Linked DNA regions of Mus musculus: region 2 is linked to region 1. Evidence: chromatin loops called from intact Hi-C (ENCODE). Cell type or tissue: gastrocnemius. All regions are shown on one strand.

Evidence for each region. Hi-C counts contacts between places; a loop is a spot of excess contacts. Peaks named below come from ENCODE experiments on the same cell type or tissue, not always from the same donor. Only the 100,000 strongest peaks of a DNase experiment are listed, where the experiment ranks them.
Region 2: a loop joins it to region 1, with 2.4 times the contacts of the local background. A loop is called at or near these places in 4 of 42 quality-filtered maps.

What each region holds. Positions count from the first base shown.
Region 1 is chr15:34,132,667-34,140,666 of GRCm38, forward strand. Mtdh (metadherin) reads left to right here. Exons shown (of 12, transcript NM_026002.5): 9 at 1,625-1,732; 10 at 4,021-4,161; 11 at 7,075-7,231. Among named protein-coding and RNA genes, the nearest start is that of Gm38594, 29 kb to the right of the region's middle. In gastrocnemius, no CTCF peak of the experiment used is centred here; no DNase peak of the experiment used is centred here.
Region 2 is chr15:34,086,576-34,094,575 of GRCm38, forward strand. The region is part of intron 1 of Mtdh (metadherin); the gene reads left to right. Among named protein-coding and RNA genes, the nearest start is that of Gm41291, 7.4 kb to the left of the region's middle. In gastrocnemius, a CTCF peak has its summit at 3,904 (motif pointing right); no DNase peak of the experiment used is centred here; H3K27ac peaks cover 1,751 bases.

The DNA.
Region 1 (8,000 bases):
AGGTGTAGAGAAAGTACCCAAGGAGCTAAAGGGGTCTGCAGCCCTATAGGAGGAACAACAATATGAACTAATCAGTACCCCTCAGAACTGTGTCTCTAGTTGCATATGTAGCAGAGGATGGCCTGGTCGGGCATCATTGGGAGGAGAGGCCCTTGGTCTTGCGAAGATTATATCCCCCAGTACAGGGGAATGTCGGGCCCAGGAAGTGGGAGTGTGTGGGTGGGGAGCAGGGTCAGGAGAGGGTATAGGGGACTTTTGGGATAGCATTTGAAGTGTAAATGAAGAAAATATCTAATAAAAAAAGAAAAAGGAATTAAAGCTATATTCAACAAAGTATGAATAGACACTTGGAAATGAATTAATCAGTAAGCAAAAGCTGAGTGATATTGTATACTTCTATAAAATGTTATGTCTGTATAAATCTCTAGAAAAAAATGAATGTACACAAAAATTCAAAGTAGTGGTCCTCTCTTAGGACCTAGAGTTTGAGAGTTGATGGTAATGTTGATTGAGAGAGCCTCATCTAGCCCAAGCTGGCCTTAAAGTCTTGATCCTCCTGTTCCCATCCACTGAGGTTTTTTCCCAAGTTTTTATTGATTCTTTGAGTTTCACATCATGTACCCAAGTCCCACTCACATCTTCCTTCCAGCTTTGTAACCTCCCCCCCATAAGAAAGTTTTTAATAGCTTGTCATGGAAGCATATAGTTTATCTGTCTGCAGTGTACCTCTCTGTCCACACATTTTCACTTGCAAATGTTCAGTGAGTAATTGGTCTGGTTCTAGATCTCTGGCTTCTGTGACATCAATATTGGATCCTCACCCGGACTTCTTCCTGTTATCCTGTTGTTTTCCTGTGTCATGGCGATCCTGTAGCTTTGGATCAGCACACCTCCCCTTTCATGAGCTCCAGCAGTTCACAGATGATAGAGACTTTGGGGTGGGCCAACTCAAAAGCCCTTGATCTGAGCCTGTGTGGTAGCTGAGGTAGTCAGCCTACTGGCTCTCCCACATTGGCACCGCCAAGGTGAGTGCCTCAGCTTTGCCTGGATAGCCTACCCATTGTAGGAGGCAATGGAAACTCTCCGTCTCCCATCTGCACCCATGCCTCTAGATCCAGCTCCACTGTGTTGCCCAGGTGAGATGCAGGGCCAGCTCTCCTGATTACTACAGAGGACAAGGAGCCAGGAGGGCATCATCACAGTTCCCAGAGCCCACTCTGCCTCATTCATGATCAGGGGCAGCTCTAAGGCAAGGTGCAGGCCACTCTCCAAGTGCAGGAGCTGTTGAGGGCCAGAGCCAGTGGGTTTTTAAAAGTTTTCTTAAATTTTTGTTAATTAGCTTATTCTAATTTTTTTTTTTTTTTTTTTTTTTGAGACAGGGTTTCTCTCTGTAGCCCTGGCTGTCCTGGAACTCACTCTGTAGACCAGGCTGGCCTCGAACTCAGAAATCCGCCTGCCTCTGCCTCCCGAGTGCTGGGATTAAAGGCATGCGCCACCACGCCCGCCTAATTTATATTTTTGAAGATAAAGAGCAAACATAGTGGCTGAAATTATTTCACAATTGTTCTGAGTAATATAGACTTAACCAGTTGGATTTACTTCAGTATTTTATTTTTAACATCAGGTTTCAGATGATGATAAAGAAAAAGGGGAGGGAGCTCTTCCAACTGGAAAATCTAAAAAGAAAAAGAAGAAAAAGAAGAAGCAAGGGGAAGATAACTCTCACACACAGGTAACGTACCTGAACAATGAGCATTCGTTAGGATGCATCCACTGTTGGTGGTGTGGAAAGGTGATATGTAGGCCCTAAGATATGTAGAGGTGAACTAAAGTGTGTGAACAACTTATAAAAACGTGTGTTTGGCCTGCCTGTATGTATGTGTACCATATGAGTCCTAGTACCCATCAGATCTTCTGGAACTGAAGTTATAGATGGTTGTGAACCACCATGTGGATGGTAGTTGAACCCAATTCCAGTACAAAAGCAGCAAGTGATCCTGGCCACTGCCCTCTCAAGTGAGTTCTTAAAATAGGAAAGTTGGAATTTTGAAGTTTTAGACATGTTAGAGATATCTAGATATTAGATACATTAACATGTTAATATAATACATTATATTATTATAATAAAAGTTGAGTCACCCTAAAAAGTGTTTCAATGATTTATGCCTTTAAAACTAAATAAAATTAGACATGTACTTTTTATTATGAAATGGTGAGATGGGGAAGGCAGCACAAGGTCACACATGACAAAACAAATCCCAGAGCTGCCTTTTTAGCTTCACCAGCATATCGTGGACCACTTCCATTTTCCTTTCTACCTACCCTCTAATCCTCCTCTCCAGTGGTAACATTCCCCAGGAGCATGGTACCTATTTCCTGCCTCCAAACCAGGCTATTTTTCATACAGTTAACAACCATGACCTGCCATTTACTTCAGAAGTAGTCAAGGATAATAGAGCTCCATTGTTTTCCACAAGCCACTTGATTGTGAAGTACAAGTGCTTCAAGTGTTTCCTAAACCACTATGATCTTCCAAGACAATAGAAAACAGAAGCCTTGGGAGATGAAGGGTAGAATTTTGGACTCACTGGTCTTGAAGAAACCTGATCCATGTACTTTAATCTTCATGCCCTGAGTCCTTCCTGTACCCCTAACTCCTCCGTCGCCTCTGACTTCCTAGAGGACCATTTCAAGTTCATCAGAAAATAGGAAGTTGGGAGATGGCTCATTTGCTGAAAGACCTGCTCCACAAATACAAAAACTTGAGTTTAAATCTCTAGAGCCCACAAAAAATACTGGACATGGTGATGTGTGCTTGTAATCACAGTCTCAGCAGAGATGGGCAGGGCGAGAGACAGGCAAATCCCTGAAACTCTGTGCAGCCAAGTTCACCAAAGTGGGGAGTGAGCTTCAGGTTCAGTGAGCGTCACTGTCTCAGGAAAATTTAAAGGTGGCTGCCCGGATTTGGTAGTCCATACCTTTAATCCTAGTTCTTAGGAGTTCAAGGCTATGAGACCCTATCTAGAGAAGGGAAAATAATAAAAAAAACCTACACACTAAACTTTAAATTCATATCAGAATTTCTTAGTTGCTAGTCAAACTCAGTACTGTCATGTTACATTTCATAGACTAGCAGTATTGGAAGGAAACTTTTAATGGCGTGTGTGTGTGTGTGTGTGTGTATGTGTGTGTGTGTGTGTGTGTTTGCATGCATGCATGTGTGCGCATGTGTGTGGAGGTCAGAGGCCAATTGCTGAGAAGTCAGTTCTCTTCTATGTGGGTGCTGGGTATCAGATTCAAGTTGTGGGCCTGGATACAAGTGAGTACACTGCCCAGAAAGGGAAGTTTTGCGGTCATTTTGGGCAGTTGTTAAAATAGTCACTAGAGTATGATATTCACGTGCATTGACATGCAGTACATTCTATATATGTAAGCATGTAATGTGACTTAGGATTATTTTATTAAGCTTTAAAAATATAAACAATGAACATGGAATATATTAAAACTTAGATGGACATTTCCTGTACAAACTTTTACAGCTAAGGGAATAAAGGAACAAAGAAACTGAGACATTTATCCCTGAAATTACATGACTTAAATATCATGACTGATTGAAGTTCTCTATATGCCCTTTATAATTTATATATATAAACACATTACACCTTGAAGTCACTGAATGAAATGCTGTTTTTAAAGTCTTGTTTCCTCTTGTAAAATAAGGATCACAAAGGTTCCCATTCTAGGATCTGCGTTAGTATATATAATTTAAGGGGGCAGGATTTGAGACAGGGTTTCATTCTGTAGCTCAGGCTGGCCTTGAACTTGTAGCAGTCTTCCTGCCCTGACCTCCTAGGTACTGAGATTATAGCCATAGGCTCACCATACCTGGCTTGGACACCTTTTTAAGTGAAGACACTTTAGGGTGTCTTCAGGACAATAAACAAAGTGGATTTTAAGCTATAAAGAATGATTGTTATAGTCATCAAGAAGTTTAATATAATAAACAGCTTTCTTCTGCAGGACACAGAAGACCTAGAAAAGGACACTAGAGAAGAGCTTCCAGTGAATACCTCAAAAGCCCGACCAAAACAGGAGAAAGCTTGTTCCCTGAAGACCATGAGCACTAGTGACCCAGCTGAAGTACTCATCAAAAATAGCCAGGTAACTTTTAAAGAATAATAAAATTTTGTTGCCTTAATAATTATACAATAATCAATATTTTATTAAAGTACTATGCTAAACATATAAAATTAAACCACAAAGAAAACCTGAGAGGAAATGTAGAACAAGCCAGGCATGGTTGTGCATATCTTTAATCTCAGCACTCGTGAGGCAGTGGCAGGAAGATCTCTTAAGTTCAAGGAAAGCCTGGTCTACAAAGCAAGTTCCAGGTACTACCTGCAGTTTTAAGCTCCCACTGCCAATTATAAAACAGATTTCCCCAGTGCTAAAGGGGTTTGCTGTATCATGCTTTCTCCTAAAGAATAGAGGACCAAAGAAAAAGTGCTTTCAGCAGCCACATTAACCCAAAGTATACACCTTATGTGATCAGTTCAGTTTCCCAAAATGAAACATTTGTTTAAATTTTTGATAATTTTTTAAGATTATGTTTGTTTTAATTTGGTTTTCATTTGGTTTTGCTTTGCTGTTACTGTTTGAGACAAGATTTCATATAGCTTTGGCTGACCTTAAACTCACTGTCTAGCCAAAGCTGGCATAAATTCCTGAACCTCCTGTCTCTGCATCCTAATTGCTGGGATTTTAGGCATGTACCTTTGTACCTGACAGTGACAAATTTTTTAATCATATCCCTTCTGTGGAAATATGAAATATTATGAAATATTAATGAGTCAGAAGAGACTTAATTTACAAAATGAAAACATGGTTTCTAATTGGGTAACCTGCCATAGGCTCATAGACTTAAATGTTTTAGAAGGATTAAGAGGTGTGGCCTTGTTAGAGGAAATGTGTCATTAGAGATGGACTTTGAGATTTCAAATGCTATGCTCAGCCAGGCAGTGGTGGCACATGCCTTTAATCCCAGCACTTGGGAGATAGAAGCAGGTGAATTTCTGTGTTTGAGGACAGCCAGGACTACACAGAGAAACCCTGTCTCAGAAAAAAAAAAAATCTTCAAATGCCATGCTCCCCACCACAATGCCTAACCCTGAAACTGTAAGCAAGCCTCCAATTAAATGCTTTCTTTTGCTAAGAGTTGCCTTGATCATGATGTCTCTAAACAAAAATAGGATAGTTACTAATACACAGAGCTTTACTAAAGTAAGGGGGCTAAAAGTTAGCTCAGTGGTTGGGAAGACCTTTTGCTCTTGCAGACCAGGATTTGGTTCTCAGCACCCACATGGTGGCTCACAACCACGTGTAACTTCATTTGGGCACCAAGCACATGAAACATACATATTTGTAGGCAAACATACATAATCTTAAAGGTTTAAATAAAATAACATTCTACTGAATTGCCTGACTCACACATTCAGAAATTATTTTTGAGGTTCATGAGCCACCTGCTATTTGAGGAACTAGATTACAACAGTGGACAAGCCATTAACATCTGTCTGAGGAAACTTTTAATGTTAGTAAACTGGCTGCTAAAGAAGGAATAGTGGCAGCATTGTTCTAAAACAGTGATAGTAATACTTCACACGTAGATTTGATATATTTAAATCCCTAAAAGTATTCTGAGGTAAAAGGATATAATCTCAGTATACATAAATGTGATTATTATTGCAAAGAATAGTTTTGACATTCTAGTTGGAGACATTTAGTGTTTCAACTAAATTATGCTTGAGGTCGTCTTATAAAAATGCATTTGAGCCTTTCTATGAATTGATGTAAGTAAAGTGAGAAATAGAAGGGAAAGACGATGAGAAGTAGTAATAAAACTGAAAGTATGTGGTAATATACAGAGCAGCATGAATGTAGATGCAGTGCCTCTATAGAAGGAAGGAGTGCTGAACTCATACCACTTCTCTTGTGTCTGTGGAGCTAGGAAGAGTAGGAACAAGAGAAACATAACCTCCCCCTTGTGTTCTGAGTGATGGTAGAGGTGAAGCTGGCTAGTGAAAAGATCCACTCATCCCTCTGCCTCAGGGTACTCCAAATAAGCATTCTTAATACTGCCCTGACTAGTCACTACCCTAAACTTTTTTATTTTCATTATTAGACTCCATATCTGAAGATTTAGACAGGTCAATTCAATCAGTAGGAGCATTCCCACAGTCTGCTTGTGGAATGTACACGCTGCTACCACTGTTTGCATTAGCCCTGATGCACACACTGCAATATCCCTGGTTGTTGAGGTTAGGATGTATCAGCAAGAAGGATGTCCTGAGTTCAGAGCCAGCCTAGTTTTTTAACCTGCTCTAATAGACTGGAAGTCTCAAAAGAGAAACAAAAAGGGGGCGGTGGGGGGTACTAAATAGGTAAATATGTTTGTCTTTTAACAGTTTTCACGAATTCAAAGCTGGTACATTGATTTAAGCTTTTCTGATGAATCAAGAAAATGAAAACGTAGAATTATTCCCTCTTACTTGAGATTCAGTAGCTATTTTAACTTTTTCTTTTTTTCAATGTGGGCAACATAGTAACCAAACTAACTGGATAGCCCACTATGGAGTGTGTGCCTTTATTCATTCTGCCAGGTAGCCCAAGTTAGTAGAGATTACTTTTTTTTAAAAGCTTCCCCCTTGAAATTAGATTTTCATAATATTAACTTGTGTATGTTTGTTGACTGTCCTGGCACTCAATCTGTAGACCAGGCTGGCCTAGGACTCACAGAGATCCCCTACCTGTGCCTCTGGAGTATTGGGGTTAAAGGCATCTACCACCACCACCACCAGGCAGTGCTTATCATTTTATCTCAAGCTATATTCATAGATGCTATAGATGATGTTTTGTTTAGTTGTGTCTCTAGAGGGCAGAAATAAATTACACTGCTACATATAAACTAATCAGAAGCCATTTTAATTTTGCTTGCTGCTAGTCTCTGGATATGGCTTTACTATTTCATATTATATGAAATTTACAAAATTCTGAGACAATTTTATTCCAAAATAGCCTGTCAAGACTCTTCCTCCTGCTATCTCTGCCGAGCCATCTATTACCTTATCAAAAGGTGACTCTGACAACAGCTCTTCCCAAGTGCCACCGATGTTACAAGACACAGACAAGCCCAAGTCAAATGCTAAGCAAAACAGTGTGCCTCCCTCACAGAGTAAGTGCTTTGTTTGTCTTGCATCTTTTTCTTACATCCTGTAAGAATTTAGCAGTCTGGTGCGATAGTAGAGCAGCACTGCTGTCTAAAAATGTGTGGTCCCTTGAAAGTTCACAGGCTTGAGTTGTGAGGACCAGGCTGCTAAACTGATGTAAGCAGGGGCGTGCCTACTTGCTTGGCTATTTGCCCTTTAAATCTGCACATGTCTCTGGGACTTCTGGGACCTTGTGTTTCGTGTTACTCCTTTTCCCTCCTTCAGCAGCTGTCTATCCCAAGGAGCCAGCTTAAGCAACATAAGGCTGTCCCCTCTCAAAAAGAGGCAGGAGGGAAGAAAAGAAAAAGAAAAAGCAGATTCTGTAGGTTGCCATCAGTTCAGTGTCAGCAGTTACAATTAATACCCTGGGCTGTAAAAGAAGGGAGGCAGAGAATAGCTAACTTGAAAATATCCAAGACTGGAAGACTTATTAAACAATAAAATGTTAACATTAGTAGAGTTTTTTCATCAGTGTTACTTTTTGGGTTTTGGGGGCGGGTGTTTTGTTTTATGTTTCATTTTTTTTGTTGTTGTTTTGAGACAGGGTCTCTGTTTGTAGCCTTATCTGTCCTGGAACTTGGTGGATGGACCAAGCTGGCCTTGAACTAATCTACCTGCCTCCCGAGTGTGGGGACTAAAGGCATGCACCACCACTACCTGGCACCATAGTTGTTACTTTTATATTGTTGATATATACTGGTTATCCTCCTTACATTTTTTTTCTCTCCTCACCTT
Region 2 (8,000 bases), 46 kb before region 1:
AACATTTAACCTAATCTGTTTGACTTATTATATATGTCCAAATTGAAGATCTTAGTTAAAACACTGAAGGAGTCTCCCTTTTTGGCTATTTGCAGTAGAGTCAGTTTGAATGCCCTTAAAATTTCTGAATTTCTGAGTTGTATTTCAGACCACTAAAGTTAAAAATTTTTAGAATTGGATCTAGGGAACCTGCTTTCTTGTACCTGCCTGTTACTCAGGATGATTGTGAATTCCTGGCTGCAAGTGCTCCTTGCAACCTTAGCCCTGAGTTTTTGGCACTACAGGTGTGCACCACTGCCTGGCTTCTTTTTTGGTTTTTGTTTTTTTTTTTTTTTTTTTTTTTTGTTCTCTTTCTTTTTCGAGACAGGGTTTCTCTGTGTAGCCCTGGCTGTCCTGGAACTCACTCTGTAGACCAGGCTGGCCTCGAACTCAGAAATCCACCTGCCTCTGCCTCCCAAGTGCTGGGATTAAAGGCGTGCGCCACCACCACCCGGCTGCCTGGCTTCTTAAATTTGTATTCGTAACATGCTGATTAGTTTGAAAACCACTCACTGGAATAGAACTATAAAGTCTATACTATAAGAACTTTTATTCTTTTCTTTTTTGTATGCTTGTTTTAGAGACAGTGTCTCACTATGCAGCTCCCACTGTCTTGGAACTCATCATGTAGACCAGGTTGGCCTTGAAATCACAAAGCTTCACCTGCCTCTACCTTCAAAGTTCTGGGATTAAAAATGTGCACCGCTATACAGATGACCTTGTAATTCGGCACTGAGGCTAGAGAATTACGTTTTGAGGTCCATGCCATTTTGAACTGGTATTCATCAAAAGAAAAAAAAAATCTTCCTAGCCATGCAGTGGTGGTGTGCCTGTAATCATAAAATTCAAGCAGAGGCAAGGGAGATCTTGAATTAGAGGTCAGCTATGCAGCAAGACTCTGTGCCGCCTCCCCCCCACCCCCAATTTTTTTTTTTTAAGTTGAGTTACTTATTCAGGTGGATTTAGTCATATAAACTAATAGTTTCTTTGAATGAACATTTTATGTTTCAGGATATTGCCTAAGTCATGAAAATCCATATTTTCAAAACGTTTGTGTGTGTGTGTATGTTTGTGTGAACTTGTACATGTGTGGGTGTAGAAGCCAAAATTAATGTTGAATGTCTTCCTTAACCACCCCTTTCTGTCTTAAACATTTTATTATGTGTTTGAATGTTCTGTTTGCACATAAGCTTTGCTTGGGGCCATGGAGGCCAAAAGAGGGCAGTGGATCCCTTGATACTGGAGTTACAAGGGGTCATGAACAACCATATGGGTGCTGGGAATTGAATCTTTCTGGAAGAAACAAGTGTTTTAAACTGCTTCTTCAGCCCCCTTCTTCATCATCATCATCTTCTTTTTTTTCTTAATAAAGTAATAAATTTTATTTCAATTTTTATACATGTTGACCATATTCATTGCCCTTCCCCAGCCGCCCAGATCGTCCCTACCACCCAACTTCACATACTCTTATTTTCTGCACCCTCAAAAACAAAAGGGCTGGAAAGATGGCTCAGTGGTTAAGAGCACTGACTACTCTTCCAGAGGTCCTGAGTTTAATTTCCAGCAACCACATGGGGCTCACAATCATCTGTAATGGGATCTGATGCCCTCTTCTGGTGTGTCTGAAGACAGCAACAGAGTAGTCACAGATATAAAATACATATTTCTTCTTTTTAAATCAAAAGAGTCAAAACCAGTAAGACAGGTAAATAAATAACAAAACAGAAGGTGCACCATAAAACATGATTCTGTTTGTGGTGGCTAACTACTCAGGCGTCAGGGCATGGGGCCTGCCCTGGAATGTGTTTGATAGAACTCCATTGAAGAAAACCTTTTCTTTTTGTTGTTGTTGTTTTGGTTTTTGGAAACAGGGTTTCTCTGTGCAGCCTTGGCCATCTTGAAACTATGTAGACCAGGCTGGCCTCAAATTCAAAAGATTTACCTGCCTCTGCCTCTCAAGTGCTGGGATTAAAGGCATGTGTTGCCACCACTGGCTTTTTGTTTCTTAATAAATTATATCCATACCTACTCTTCCCACTCCCTCACCCCCTCTAAGATGTCCCCAACTTCACATATTCTTTTTTTTTTAGTGACCCACTGAGTCCAGTTAGTGCTGCCTAGATGCACTAAGGTTTGATGGTGTGAACCTTTCCCACCTACCTTAATTTAGGCAACTTATCAGTAGTCGTGCCCTGAAAGAAAATTGACTCCCTCTGTCCCAGCACCTGTAAAATGCCAGTAACTCCTTAGCTAAGAGTGAGGCCTGAAAGTTCATGCCCCATCCATGAGGGACTTTTGAGTGGCTTGATCTTGGGCAGGTAACAAAGTTACTCTTTCTTCGTGAGTACAGTAGCCATGTAGTGTCCAAAAGAGCATTTCATAGCACTCCTCTTAATCCTCTGGAGTTTATATTCTTCCCTCCCCTTCTTCCACAGTGCTCTGTTCTCTGAGCCTTGAGGGGGTGATACAGATGTTGTCTTTGGAGCTGAGCATCCATATCATGTATTCTCAGCATTTACTTGGTTCTGAGTCACTTTTTAAATTACTGCCCGTCACTCTGATCTATGGCATAAACATAAATTTTTAGAAAGGCGGTTTTGATATCATGTCCCTTTAGCACAGCAACAGTAGTAGCCAGCTACCCAGGCTTTGACTAAGTTGTCTTACTGACTTTGTCTTAGTTTTCTTTTTGTTGTTGTTTTGTTTTTGAGAAATACAAGTGGCTTTTATGTGGGTGCTGGGAACAATTAAGCCTTCTCCCCAGAACCCCAAGATTTATTTTTAAAACTTTGTTTTTATTTGTTTATATTAAGCCTTTTCCCCCATTTTTATTGGTTATTTATTTACATTTCAAATGTTACATCCCTATCCCCTCCCCATATTAAGCCTTTTAAATACTTTTTTTTTAAGTTTTTGAGACAGGATTTCTCTGTGTAGTCTTGACTGTCCTGGAACTTGCTGTGTAGACCAGGCTGACCTCAAAGTCAGAGAGATTGCCTGCCTGTGGCTTTTAAGTATTGGGGTTTAAAGATGTGTGTTACCACCACCTTGTGTTTGCTTTTTGTTGTTGTTAAATATATTTCTCAACCTATATATTTTTAATACACTGGTTTGCTTTTTATCCCCTAATAAAAATCTAGCTATAGGTCTTTTAGGTGAGAACTGCAGGTGCTCTATCTCTAAAACTGAAAGGAAAGGGTTCTTTTCTTTTTTCTTTTCCTTTCATTTCATTTCATTTCGTTTTTTTGTTTTTTGAGGGTACTTTTCATTTGCTGGCTTTTTTTTTTTTCTTTCATTCTTTTTCTCTTCTATTGGCATTTTAAGTAATCATTCCTTTATGTGGTTTTTCATGTTGCCCCAAATCAATTCAGGTTTTAAATGAGTAAATATATTCTTCATTTAATATTTTAGTCTGAGTAGTGATTTCAGAAGATGTAGGATCTTAGATGAATTGTCTCTAGCGTTAGGAAGGTTGAGAACCACTGCCATAACTGCTGGACCATCTCTCTAGCCCCTGTGCTTTTAGTGTCTTTCTTAGGACCACAAGCTCACCTCTTAACTCAGGAGCCTTCTGTCTCGGTGGGGGTATCCTGACTCTTGAGTGTTGTTGGGATTGCAGGCATTCATTTGCCCCCATGCTTAGCTAGCTAGTAAGGAGTCTTTTGAAATAATGAATTTGCATCCTGCCTAAAATGAACTTTTCATAGCTTTTATACTCAAAATCAAAACCTCTTTCCATGGCCTATCTGTCCCAGCACCTGCTTTTCTTTCTTATTTCTTATTTATTTTTATATATAAATGTACTGTAGCTGTATTCAGACACACCAGGAGAGGGCGTCAGATGTCATTACGGATGGTTGTGAGCCACCATGTGGTTGCTGGGATTTAAACTCAAGGCCTTTAAGAAGAGCAGTCAGTGCTCTTAACCCCTGAGCCATCTCTCCAGCCACCTGCTTTTCTTTCAAAGCCAGTTGGTAGCTTCATCTTATTTGCTACTTTAAACTACACTGGTGGTTTGTTGTTATTGTTGTTGTCTGATTTGCGTCTTCACAAATGTTTTCATAGTTCATTGTCTTTACATGAACAAATGATAAAGTTTCTAGAATAGTCTTTCACCATTAGTTTTATCAGCCCTTAGATCTTATCTTAAAATTCACCTTAGAAAGCCAGAAGAGATGGCTAAAGTGTAATCCCAGCATTTGGGCAGTGGAAGCAAGAAGGTTAGTAATTCAAGGCAGGCCTTGGCTCCAGGCAATTGACTCTCGACATATATCGAAAATAAAAATAAACCTCAGAAAATCCTTTTCCAATCACTGGATTTGAAATTGTTATCCCCTTCAGTATTCTGCCTTAAAATAGATTGTTTCCTTTGTGATAGTCATCAGGATAGGATCTTCTTGTTTACTTTTCAAAGGTTTTTTCCAAGATTAGCCTGGCCTGTTAGAGTGAAAAGCAAACCCTCCTGACGGGACAGGCTTTGTTGACATGAAATGCCTAAAATCACACTTGTGGTTATTGAGCTCAATAAATGTATAGTTTAATATATTCCCAGTAGAACTAGGACTGTTTTAACTTGGTTTTGTTTTATTTTGGTAGTGGTTTTGCTGGTACTACTGAAAATAAATTTGGATGGGATTAGATTTAATACCCAGCACTCACTTAGTAGCTCACAACCATTCATAACTCCAGTTCCAGGGGCCTACACATAATAAACAGGCTCATACACATGACTTTTTTTTTTAAATCTTAAATTGTATCATTTGACCCATAGGTCTATTTTTCTTTTTGATACATACAAAGGATTGAATGCAAGTCTCCTATATACTACAGATGTGCTCTACCACTAAGTTACAACCCTTTCTTTACCTTAAAGTCTACCTCTGGCTTTAATTACTAGAAGGATAGTAGTAATATGGGGTTGGAGAGGTGGCTTAACAGTTAAAGGAGGATCCCTGAGTTCTCTTCCTAGCACACACATCAAGTGACTCTCAAATACCTGTAACTCAAGCTCCACAGGGTTTAGATGCCTCAGGCCTTCATTGGTACCTCCATATGCTTACATATACTTACAGACACAAATGTTTTAAAAGGTAAAATCTTTCTAAATAATAATGGATTAAGAAACTTTTAAGTGTGACAGGAGAGATGGCTCACTGACTGTTGTTCTTCCAGGGGTCTTCAGCAGTTCAATTCCCAGCAACCACTTGGTGACTCAGAGTCATCTATAATGGGATCCAACGGCCTCTTCTGGTATATCTGAAAACAGCTACAGTGTACTCATATACATAAAATAAATGAATTTTTTTAAAAAAAGGAAAGAAGGAATACTCCTGGTTTCACAAAAGAGCCTTGAGATTAAGTGACATACTTGAGGTCATAGGCAAAAGGAGTTTCATATGCAAAATGATATTCTAATTTCCAGTCTAAGAAGGGCATGTTGCATTTTGTTTGATTTTGGTTTTTGGTGGTGGTGGGGGGTGCTTTTCAAGATAGGGTTTCTCTGCGTAGTACCTTTAGCTGTCCTGGAACTCTCACTGTACACCAGGCTGGCCATGAATACATGGAGAGCTGCCTGCCTCTGCCTCTCTGCCTCTCTGCCTCTGCCTGAGTACTGGAATTGAAGGCATGTGCCATCACTGACTATCCTAGGTCATTTGATTTCTCTGACTTTTTTAAAAGTCTAGAATTTTGGTTCCATTTGTTTGGGTATGTGACTCTTTCTTTCTTCCTTTCTTTCTTTTTTAAGATTTATTTATTTATTTTATGTGTCTAAGTAAATCTTTTTGCATATTTGGTCTACTTTCATGTTATTGGTCCATGCTCTACTTTTTGAGTATAAGAAAGCCTTGGAAGCTCACAGAGACCAAACTGACAACTAGGGCGCATGCATAGGATTGACCTCTGTATATATGTTACAGTTGTGTAGATTGGTCTTCTTGTGGGACTTCTTTTTTTTTTTAAGATTTATTTATTTATTTATTTATTTATTTATTATATGTAAGTACACTGTAGCTGTCTTCAGACACACCAGAAGAGGGCATCAGATCTCATTACAGGTGGTTGTGAGCCACCATGTAGTTGCTGGGATTTGAACTTCGGACCTTCAGAAGAGCAGTCGGGTGCTCTTATCCACTGAGCCATCTCACCAGCCCCCTTGTGGGACTTCTAATAGTGGGAGCAGGGACTGTCTATGACTCTTGCCAGCTTTTGGGACTGTTTTCCTCATACCAGGTTGCCTCATTCAGCCTAGGATGAGGGGAGGTGCCTAGTCTTGTTACAACTTGATATGTCATGTTTTGTTGATATCCATCGGAAAACTGCCCTTTTCTAAACAGAAATGGAGGAAGAGTAGATGTGGGGAAGAGACAGGGAGAAAAGGAGGAAGGGCAAACAATTGGGATATAATAAAAATTTTAAAAAGTGTTTAGAGATTTTTTAATAATCAAGCAAAGTAGTTCTAAGTTTGTTATCTAGTAGTTCTAAGTTTGATGTTATCTAGGGAGTTTTTTTATTTCTTGTGTTTTCTTTCCAATTCTACTAATAATTTTGAAACTGATACACAGAATGCTAAACTTCTAGAAACCATCATCCAAATCTAGCCAAGAAGTACATAGACAATCTGCTGTATCTATTGTAGTCCTTATCCCAGTTCTCATTATGTCAAACTGAAAACAGTCCTTGCATTTCATTATTCAGAAATCATCCACAGCATAATTTAACCATGTGACAGGTATTGAGCATGCACGATACAATTAATCAGGAAATAGTTTGGAATCCCTGAAGAATTGGACTTAGACTGGGATCTTCATTACTAAATGAAGTAGCTCAGACTATATGGCAAAATTTGCAAATTGTATTATAGATTATATTCATAAGATTGTTCTAATGGTTATGAAGAGTTTTTTTTAATTGGAGTTGGGTTTTAAGATAGATAAATTACAGGCTGCACTGTGTGTAGTTAATAAAGTATCTAACATGTATCAATCTGTTTTTAAACTCCTAAGAAATTATCTGGAATTTGTATCAGAATTTTTTACAACTAAAAGTCTTTCTTGTGGAGAATACATCCAGAGTTAACTTTGCCTGACTTCTTGGGCAGACTCTGATACTTTCTTGTCCATTAAGAAAAGTCATGTATGTAAAGCCTCTGGTAGATTCTGGGCGCAGGACAAGTACTCAGAAATTAGTTATTGTAAGGATACATGGATTCCAACTTCTCTGCTGAAGTTACCTCTTCTGAATTTTCATGCTTTACCTCTTACCATCTTTCTGATGTACGCTAACACACTGCATGTTCCCTATAGCTTTAACCTAAGTAAAATTTTAAAATCTAGTGAAGTAGAAACATGTTCAGGGTGACACACATTTTGAATTTCAATCTTAGTCTCTCTCTTTGCCATCAAACTACATAGAATTTATATACACGAGAATGTGTATTAATATGTGATTATCTTCTTCAAACACTCCCTCTTTCTTTTTCTTTTTTTCTTTCTTTCTTGTTTGTTTTCTTTTGTTTTGAGACAGGTCTCTTACTAATGGCCAGTGAGCTCCAGGGATCCTTCTGTTCCACGTGCCAGACTGCCAACCGTGCTGTCACAGTGGTGGGATTATAGACACATAGCCTGGCTTTTATATTAAGTGCTGGGGATCTGAGCTAAAGCCCTCATGATCCACCATGGCACTCCACAGACTGAGCCATCTTCCCAGCCAGGACACCCTTGTTTTTCAGAAAGAGGAAATAAGAGTACTGTATACTTTTTTTGTTTTGTTTTGTTTTGGTTGAGACAGGGTTTCTCTGTGTAGCCCTGGCTATCCTGGAACTCACTCTGTAGACCAGGCTGGCCTCGAATTCAGAAATCCACCTGCCTCTGCGTCCCAAGTGCTGGGATTAAAGGCGTGTGCCACCACTGCCCAGCACTGTTCCCTTTTTATTTTGGTGTGTGCTGTTGTATACTCAAGTT